2 separate regions of the Homo sapiens genome follow, and region 1 is linked to region 2. The links are chromatin contacts, found by POLR2A ChIA-PET in ENCODE. All regions are on one chromosome and are shown on one strand. Each heading gives the region's core, a stretch centred on a gene start or an enhancer-like site at or near the end of the contact. The rest is flanking DNA. Distances are from core to core; before and after follow the strand shown. Region 1 overlaps DENND4A (DENN domain containing 4A). Region 2 holds the start of HYPK (huntingtin interacting protein K).

The links. ChIA-PET counts read pairs that join two places held with the same protein, here RNA polymerase II (POLR2A).
Region 1: POLR2A ChIA-PET joins it to region 2 with 11 read pairs in B cell. The contact joins the enhancer-like site here to the promoter of HYPK in region 2. POLR2A ChIA-PET finds 5 or more read pairs at or near these places in 2 of 52 experiments (B cell and activated CD8-positive, alpha-beta memory T cell).

The regions. Positions count from the first base shown.
Region 1 is chr15:65,775,104-65,779,149 of GRCh38, reverse strand. The region is part of intron 1 of DENND4A (DENN domain containing 4A); the gene reads left to right. Among named protein-coding and RNA genes, the nearest start is that of DENND4A, 15 kb to the left of the region's middle. RefSeq lists an enhancer at 1,795-1,844. Within about 2 kb of position 1,580, at least 5 of the 41 ENCODE cell types and tissues checked have a DNase peak (open chromatin) inside an H3K27ac peak, as active enhancers do; they include B cell, where a contact is called at or near this core.
Region 2 is chr15:43,799,349-43,803,201 of GRCh38, reverse strand. It overlaps HYPK (huntingtin interacting protein K), which reads right to left and starts at 2,603. Exons shown (of 4, transcript NM_016400.4): 1 at 2,418-2,603; 2 at 2,015-2,070; 3 at 1,633-1,684; 4 at 1-1,491. The coding sequence starts at 2,579. The coding sequence ends at 1,396. SERINC4 (serine incorporator 4) reads left to right here and starts at 2,982. Exons shown (of 12, transcript NM_001258031.2): 1 at 2,982-3,317; 2 at 3,716-3,853. The coding sequence starts at 3,216. It overlaps SERF2-C15ORF63 (SERF2-C15orf63 readthrough), which reads right to left. Exons shown (of 6, transcript NR_037673.1): 3 at 2,418-2,707; 4 at 2,015-2,070; 5 at 1,633-1,684; 6 at 613-1,491. RefSeq lists enhancers at 2,327-2,576, 2,484-3,184, 3,185-3,853.

The DNA of each region.
Region 1 (4,046 bases), core at 331-2,830, about 22 Mb before region 2:
CTTGAGATTAACAAAGGTTTTTTTTCCTTCTAATTTTTATTTATTTATTCTAGACATGTGGTCTCGCCATATTTCCCAGGTTGGCCTCAAATTCCTGGGCTCAAGCCGTCTTACTGTCTCTGCCTTCTGAGTGGCTGAAACTGTAGGCATGCACCACCTTATGGGGCCCTAAAATCCTTTTTATAGCAGTCAGTATTTAATTGCATGTTGGCCTCCTCTGAGCTGAAAGCAACATAGCCTTTTTTTTTTTTTTTTTGATGCGGAGTCTCGTTGTGTCACCCGGGCTGGAGTGCAGTGGCGTGATCTCAGCTCACTGCAACCTCTGCTTCCTGGGTTCAAGCGATTCTCCTGCCTCAGCCTCCTGAGTAGCTGGGATTACAGGCACGTGCCACCATGCCCAGATAATTTTGTATTTTTAGTAGAGACGGAGTTTCACTGTTAGCTAGGATGGTCTCGATCTCCTGACCTCGTGATCCGCCCGCCTCATCCTCTCAAAGTGCTGGGATTACAGGCATGAGCCACTGCATCTGGCCTGCAACATAACTTTTTATATGCACTAGGAAACCAAAAAATTCATGTGACTTCCTTTATTGTGATATTGGTTTTATCGTAGTGATGTGGAACCTAACCTGTAGTATTTCTGAGGTATAGCTGTAATGACTGTGGTACTGGGGAACGCTTTTTTTTTTTTTTTTTTAGGTCACTGTATTTTACCACTGAGTATTTTAGTTGAGGACTCTGAAATGTCATGTTTTTAAGATAAATGGGTGTAGATGGGTGGGGGAAACTATACAGTGTTACTTTGGCTTGTTAGATAAGACTGGCTGTTATCACCAGAGAAGAAAAACCTCACCCCCTTTTTGGTCAAAATTGTAGTAACTGATATTATTTTTCTTTAAAAAATAATTTGTTCAGATAAAGTCTAAGAAATTCCCTATTAATCTCTCATTTTTTCTGGACACCAGAACTTTGTAATAGAATTTTATTCATACTTACTCATAACTACACTGAAGTTGGATTTATAGAATATTGTTTGAAACTGCTGTTTGGTGAATATTTTTCATTTTATTGTGCTGAGGAATATCTGAAGATACCAGCTTAACAGCCTTTTTTTTTTGATACGGAGTCTCCCTCTGTCGCCCAGGCTGGAGTGCATTGGCCTGATCTCAGCTCACTGCGACCTCTGCCTCCGGGTTCAAGCGATTCTTCTGCCTCAGCCTTCCAGTAGCTGGGACTACAGGTGCATCCCACCATGCCCAGCTACCTTTTTATATTTTTATTTGAGACAGGGTTTCACCGTATTGGCCAGACTGGTCTCGAACTCCTGACCTTGTGATCTGCCCACTTTGGCCTCCCACAGTGTTGGGATTACAGGTGTGAGCCACTGTGCCCAGCCTAACAGCCATTTTTTTAAACAAAACTTTTTTTTGGCTTCCTTGATTAACTGATATTTTGCTTTTCTTTTTTGAGGTTTGTTTAATCAATTTTTTTGTTTGTGGCCCGGTGCAGTGGCTCACACCCATAATGCTAGTACTTTGGGAGGCCAAGGCAGGCAGGTCACTTGAGATCAGCAGTTCGAGGCCAGCCTGGCTAACATGACGAAACCCCATCTGTACTAAAAATACAAAAATTAGCCAGGCGTGGTGGTGCGTGCTTGTGATCCCAGCTACTTGGGAGGCTGAGGCTGGAGAATCGCTTGAACCTGGGAGGTGGAGGTTGCAGTGAGCTGAGATCGTGGCACTGCACCCCAGCCTGGTCAACAGAGTAAGACTCTGTCTTAAAAAAAAAAAAATTGTTTGTAATTTAAAAAATGTAAGCTGGCTTACCCAAAAAGGGAAATTAGTTCCCATTAGGCAAAGATGCTGGAGTTTTCACAGTACCCGATGATAGAAGTACAGCCAAGACTCATGAAGGGGAAGGGAAACCAGGAACTGGAAATTTATAACCCAGGCAGCTATTTTCTTTTTTTCTTTCTTTATTTTGAGACAGCGTCTTACTCTGTCGCCCAGGCTGGAGTGCAGTGGTGCTATCTCAGCTCACTGCATCCTCCGCTTCCCGGGTTCAAGTGATTCTCCTGCCTCAGCCTCCTGAGTAGCTGGGATTACAGGCACATGCCACCATGGCTGGCTCATTTTTGTATTTTTAGTAGAGATGGGGTTTCACCGTGTTGTCCAGGCTGGCCTCGAACTCCTGGCCTCAAGTGATCCTCCTGCCTCGTCCTTCCAACTTGCTGGGATTACAGGCCACCGTGCCCAGCCCCATGCAGCTATTTTCTTACTACCCTGGGGTAGCATGATTTCTCTGAGTCTTCCTGCTTTTCCACTTCATTTTTCTTACTTTGCATGTTGTCTTTCACCACTGCACGTGGATGGACATGTCTTCTAACTCTTAAATTCATATATTCGCTCATGGTTCTGTGATTTCATTCTGAACCTCTGGGAGAAAATTGAGTCTGAGGCAGGTATCTCTTTCTGGTCTAATCAACTGTGGCCGATGAAGCCAAAGGTTCATAAAACATGGCTTTCAGGCCCAATTTTTATGGAAGGGGAATGATACAGGACATACAATTCTCAGAGGATAGGTGTGTAGGTAAATAGACTTTCTAAAAGGTGGTGGATACAAAGGGATACTTAATGATTAAAAAAATTATGATTTTTATGAAATAAAAAAGTTACTGCTCAGTGGCTTTATATATAGTAGGAAACTTAAATTATTTCATCCCCAATCTATACATGATTATTGTGAAGACTAAAAATGTCTCCCTTTTTTAAGTAAAAAACAATGGAGGTGATTAGCTTCTGCATACAGAATTGGAAGTTTGAGTCATTATTTTATGAGCATATGTGTATGATGATATATACCTTCTTTAATATTAATACCATTAATACATCACATCATTCTTTATTTAGCAAACATTTATTGACTGACTTCTCTCTGCCAGGGAGTATGCTAAAACAGATATTTACAGAAATGGGGGTGTAACATTGCTTACTCTTAGTGCATAATCTAGTTGAGAAGAATAGATGTTCAAAGAAATAATTGGAATATTAATGGGATAATCATAGTAGAGATATGTACAAGATACTCTAGAAGCATACAAAAAGAGAATGACGGTCTCATGGAGAAAACAGTAAGGAAGGCTTCGAAGAGCAGGTCTCCAATATTACATAGCAGTTGACCATTGGAATAGAGATATTCTGATAGGAGGAACTGAATTTGCAAAGGTGGCATGGAGTTGTGTAAAGGGGGAAACTGTAAATGGTTCAGTATGACTGAAGTGAATTTTTACCCCATTTAACTTAATGAAACTTAAACTAAAACTTTTTTTCATACCTGTCCTTCACATGGTAGTAATGATTGCCTTTTTCAAGAGGCAGTTGTACATTGTAGAATACTCAAATCACTTTTTGTTATATAATTTTGATGTCATTTTGGGAATTGGGAATGAGATGTCACTGATCATTTGCTTTCAGATTCCTTTATTGCTTTTTTTTTTTTTTTTTTTTTTTTTTGAGGAGTCTTGCACTGTCACCCAGGCTGGAGTGCAGTGGCATGATCTTGGCTCACTGCAACCTTCACCTCCCAGGTTCGAGTGATTCTCCTGTCTTAGCCTCCCAAGTAGCTGGGATTACAGGCATGCATCACCACACCCGGCTAATTTTTGTATTTTTAGTAGAGGCAGGGTTTCCCTATGTTGGCCAGGCTGGTCTTGAACTCCTAACCTCAGGTGATCTGCCTGCCTCAGCCTCCCAAAGTGCTGGGATTACAGACGTGAGCCACCGTGACTTCTTTTCTTTTCTTTTTGAGGCAGGGTGTGGCTCTGTCCCCCAGGCTGGAGTGCAGTGGTGTGATCATAGCTCACTATAGCCTTGACCTCCTGGGCTCAAGCAAACCTCCCACCTCAGCCTCCTGAGTAGCTGGGACCACAGGCATGAGCAATCATGCCCAGCTAATTAAAAAAATTTTTTTGTAGAGATGGGGTCTCAAATTTTTCTAATAGTGGTTGGTTTGTTAGTTTACTTTTATGGTAGTTTTTCCTGTATAAG
Region 2 (3,853 bases), core at 1,354-3,853:
GCCCAGGCTGGTCTGGAAATCCTGACCTGACACAGTCCTCCCAGCCCAGCCTCCCCAAAGTGCTGGGGTTACAGGCATGAGTCACCACACCTGGCCCAACCTTTGATATCTTCTAGTCTTACCATGTTCTAACCCTCAGGTACCTAAATTCTTTTTTTGGTGGTGGGGGGAGCGCGGTAGAGACGAAATCTCACTGTGTTGCCCAAGCTGGTCTCAAACTGCTGGGCTCAAGTGATCGTCTTGCCTCAGCTTCCCAAGGTGTTGGGATTACAGGCATGAGCCACCATGCCTGGCCCCTAAATTCTTTTTTGTTGTTTTGTTTTTGAGACAGTCTCGCTCTGTCACCCAGGCTGGAGTACAGTGGCACAATCTCAGCTCACTGCAACTTCCGCCTCCCTGGTTCAAGCAATTCTTCTGCTTCAGCCTCCTGAGTAGCTGGGACTACAGGCATGCACCACCACGCCTGGCTAATTTTATTTTTTTTGTATTTTTAGTAGAGACAGGGTTTCACCATGTTGGCCAGGCTTGTCTTCAACTCCTGACCTCATGATCCGACTGCCTCAGCCTCCCAAAGTGCTGGGATTACAGGTGTGAGCCACTGTGCCCGGGCTTTTTTTTTTTTTTTTTTTTTTGAGATGGAGTTTCACTCTTTCCCCCAGGCTGGAGTACAGTAGTACAGTAGTGTGATCTCAGCTCACTGCAACCTCTGCTTTCCAATTTCAAGCGATTCCTGCCTCAGCCTCCAGAATAGCTGGGATTATAGGCGCCCACCACCATGCCCAGCTAATTTTTCTATTTTCAGTGGAGACGGGGTTTCACATGTTGGCCAGGCTGGTCTTGAATTCCTGACCTCGTGATCTACCTGCCTCGACCTCCCAAAGTGCTGGGATTAGAGGTGTGAGCCACAGCACCCAGCCAAATTATTTTTTTTTAATCACTCAAAATCAAGCATGTTGTAGGTACCAAAATTCTAACTCAAGGTGGCCTATGAACTGGGTTCATAACCTACATCTATCTATATATATAGTGGCTCCTAGGCAGGTAGCTGGCCTTTTAGATATTCATAAGCTGTCTTGGAGACACATGCCATTTGAGTACAGTAACTCTGCTGAGACTCCAGATGTACCTTGAATACTGTTGAGAGCTAGTCAGATGAATGAGACTGGCCTGCCACCTAGCATCTGCACATGAGGTATTCTTCTACACTGATTTTTCATACAGGTGTGCTAGATTTTAATGGGTCACTTAAATTCAGTTAGTCTCCAACATATAAATTCTCCACAACATAGGATATAGTATACACTCTACTTGACCCAAGATGATAAAACTGAAAAAGACAAAAAAAAATTTTATTGCCATAAATTAATCCAGTAGGTATATTTGAGAAAGCACGCATCAGTTGGTTAGGGCAATAAGCGCCTCTACCACGTTGCCCATGTGTTCCCGCAAACTGCGTTCTGCTGCTGCTCGAGATATCTCCATCTCAGTCATCTGCAGAAAAAAATCATGTTACATAGGTTCCCAGGCATTAATGTGCCACCAAATATACTGACTCCGCTTGTTTCAGGAAACAACCCAAATTAAGCAGAATAGCCTCCCCTCCGCATACACTAGTTAGGCACTACCACTCACTATTAGCTCCAGATCTTCCTTCTTGATAGTGACTTTTGCCAGTTCTTTCTCCCTGCAAAAATATTTAAATATATTAGTCCTCATTCTCAACCAACACCATAAACTCCCAGGAAGGGTCATTCCCAGAAGTGCCCTGTAAATAAATCTTGATAAACCCTTGATTGAAAATAAAAACTCCCACTAATACTCCTTTCCCCTGGAGTCTTGGCAGCAGGTGTTGCCAGGAGGCCTTCTGCTAACAAGAGTAAAGTTGTGGCGCCTAGATCTGCAGGAATTGGTGATAAATTTGAAGAACGGTATAAAGGCTTAATAATGGTTTTTATTTTTGTCTGGGGACCGGGGAGGGAAGAACTGTTAAAGTTGGCTGCCCCTGAAGACTTACCGCTCCTGTTTGGCTTTCTGCTCCCGGGACCTTCTGTCTCCAATCACAGACATGGCCTATGGGAAAGGCAGGTCTAGTTACTGCACCGCTACCCACAATTCCCAATAATCTAAAAGGCCAACAAAACAAGCGGTTCATGCATGGATTCACGATGACAAGTGTTACCAGGTAGCAAGGACTATGTTTAATTCCATTCTATGCACCTGAGGTCCCCTTAAGCCCACTATCAAGCTCCTTTAGGCAAGCGGCGCGCTCCGGTGACCGCTGTTTCCCTCGGCTCTACCCTATTGCCTCCTCCTGCCAACGGGATCAGAACCCCGTCTTGGAGCGCTGGCTTCCAGCTACAGCCTCAGAGCCCCCCTCTGCTCTCAGCCCGCCCCGACATGCTCTTGGCCAACCTTACCGTCTCCAGATTGGAACTCTGGATCTCCTTCTCCTCTGCATAGTCGGTGACCCGCTCCAAGTCCGCCGCACCGCTGTCATGTTTCCGTGGCTTCTCCGGAGGCCGCTCTGGTCCACTGGTCTCAGTCTCCAACTCCAGCTCCACATCCCCCTCGGTCGCCATATCTATTTCACCACGCCGCCGCATAAGCCCCACCTCACGCCGACTTCCGGCAACTGACACAGCTTCCGCCCGGGGAGGAGGCGGGGCTGGCCCTGGGCCACACCTTCTTTCTGCTCCAGTTCTAGAAGCTTCAGGGAGGAAGGCGGTTCGTCTCTCAGACTTCCTTTCGGGTTTGTACAGTGTTTTGTGCGAGGCCTTCTCTCAGACCTAACCCGACACCGCTCCAGCCCACCCCACCGATATCCTTAACCACCTCATAAACTAGGAATAGTCCCCTCAACACATAAACACGCACCCACCCACCTCAGGGAACTCCGTTCAACCTGAATGACGTCTAATCCTAAACCAATAAAGAATGCTAATCCACAGGGGGCCAGATAGACAAACTGCCCCCTAATCTGGAGAGAACAGCCTGAGTGGCCGCAGTGTTGAGGCCCTAAGGACAAAGCTCCTTCACAGGGCATTTGCATTTACCGCAACCTGGAGGTCAGTGTTCTCTTCCGGACGTCTCCATTCTGCCCGGGACCGGGTGCTCAGCCCCAACACAGTGGCAGTCCAATGGGCTGAGGACAGAAGCAACTGCTGCTCTCATCTGCCTTCCATCTGGTGGACCTAAGCCTAATCCCTGGGACAAGGATGGTGGGTGCCAAGGCCGGCCCCAGCCCCGGCACCTCCCTGGGCCTGGCACAGCAGCACAGCGGAGGCAGCAGTGTCCTAGTGAAAAGTCCCTTCTGTCAGGTGAGAGGGTGCGAAGGGGAGAGTGGCCGAAGCTGGGGAGGAAGACGTGCAGAAGCCAATAAAAACGACAGGCCTCTTTTCTCCTCTAATGTCGTTCTGGTTCGTTGCCCCAGGTATAATCTGTAAATCTCTCCCGCCATGTTTCCAGCCCCAGGTGTTTAGGTCGAGAGAAAGGTCAGATATCTCAAGCCTGCTTATAATGAAAGCCCTACTAAGTTGTCAGTGGGCGGCAATCCCAAATGGCTGGAATCAGCTTGAAACAGAACCTGAGTAAAAGGAAGAAAGGGGAAGGGGAAATTTTGGAATTCAACCTCCTGGGTTAACCTCACACATACATTAACGTATGCCTTTCCTCAGCAAGTCTCCACCTCGCTGCCTTGCATCTGCTCTACTCCCAGGTGTGCTGCTGTGGGCCTGCTCCTTGTGCCAGCTGCTGCCACTCTAGGTGGCCCTCTCTCACCGCATCCACTTGCAGCCGCCTGTTCTACATCCTCCTCCATGTGGGGGCCTCAGCAATCTGCTGCCTCCTGCTGTCA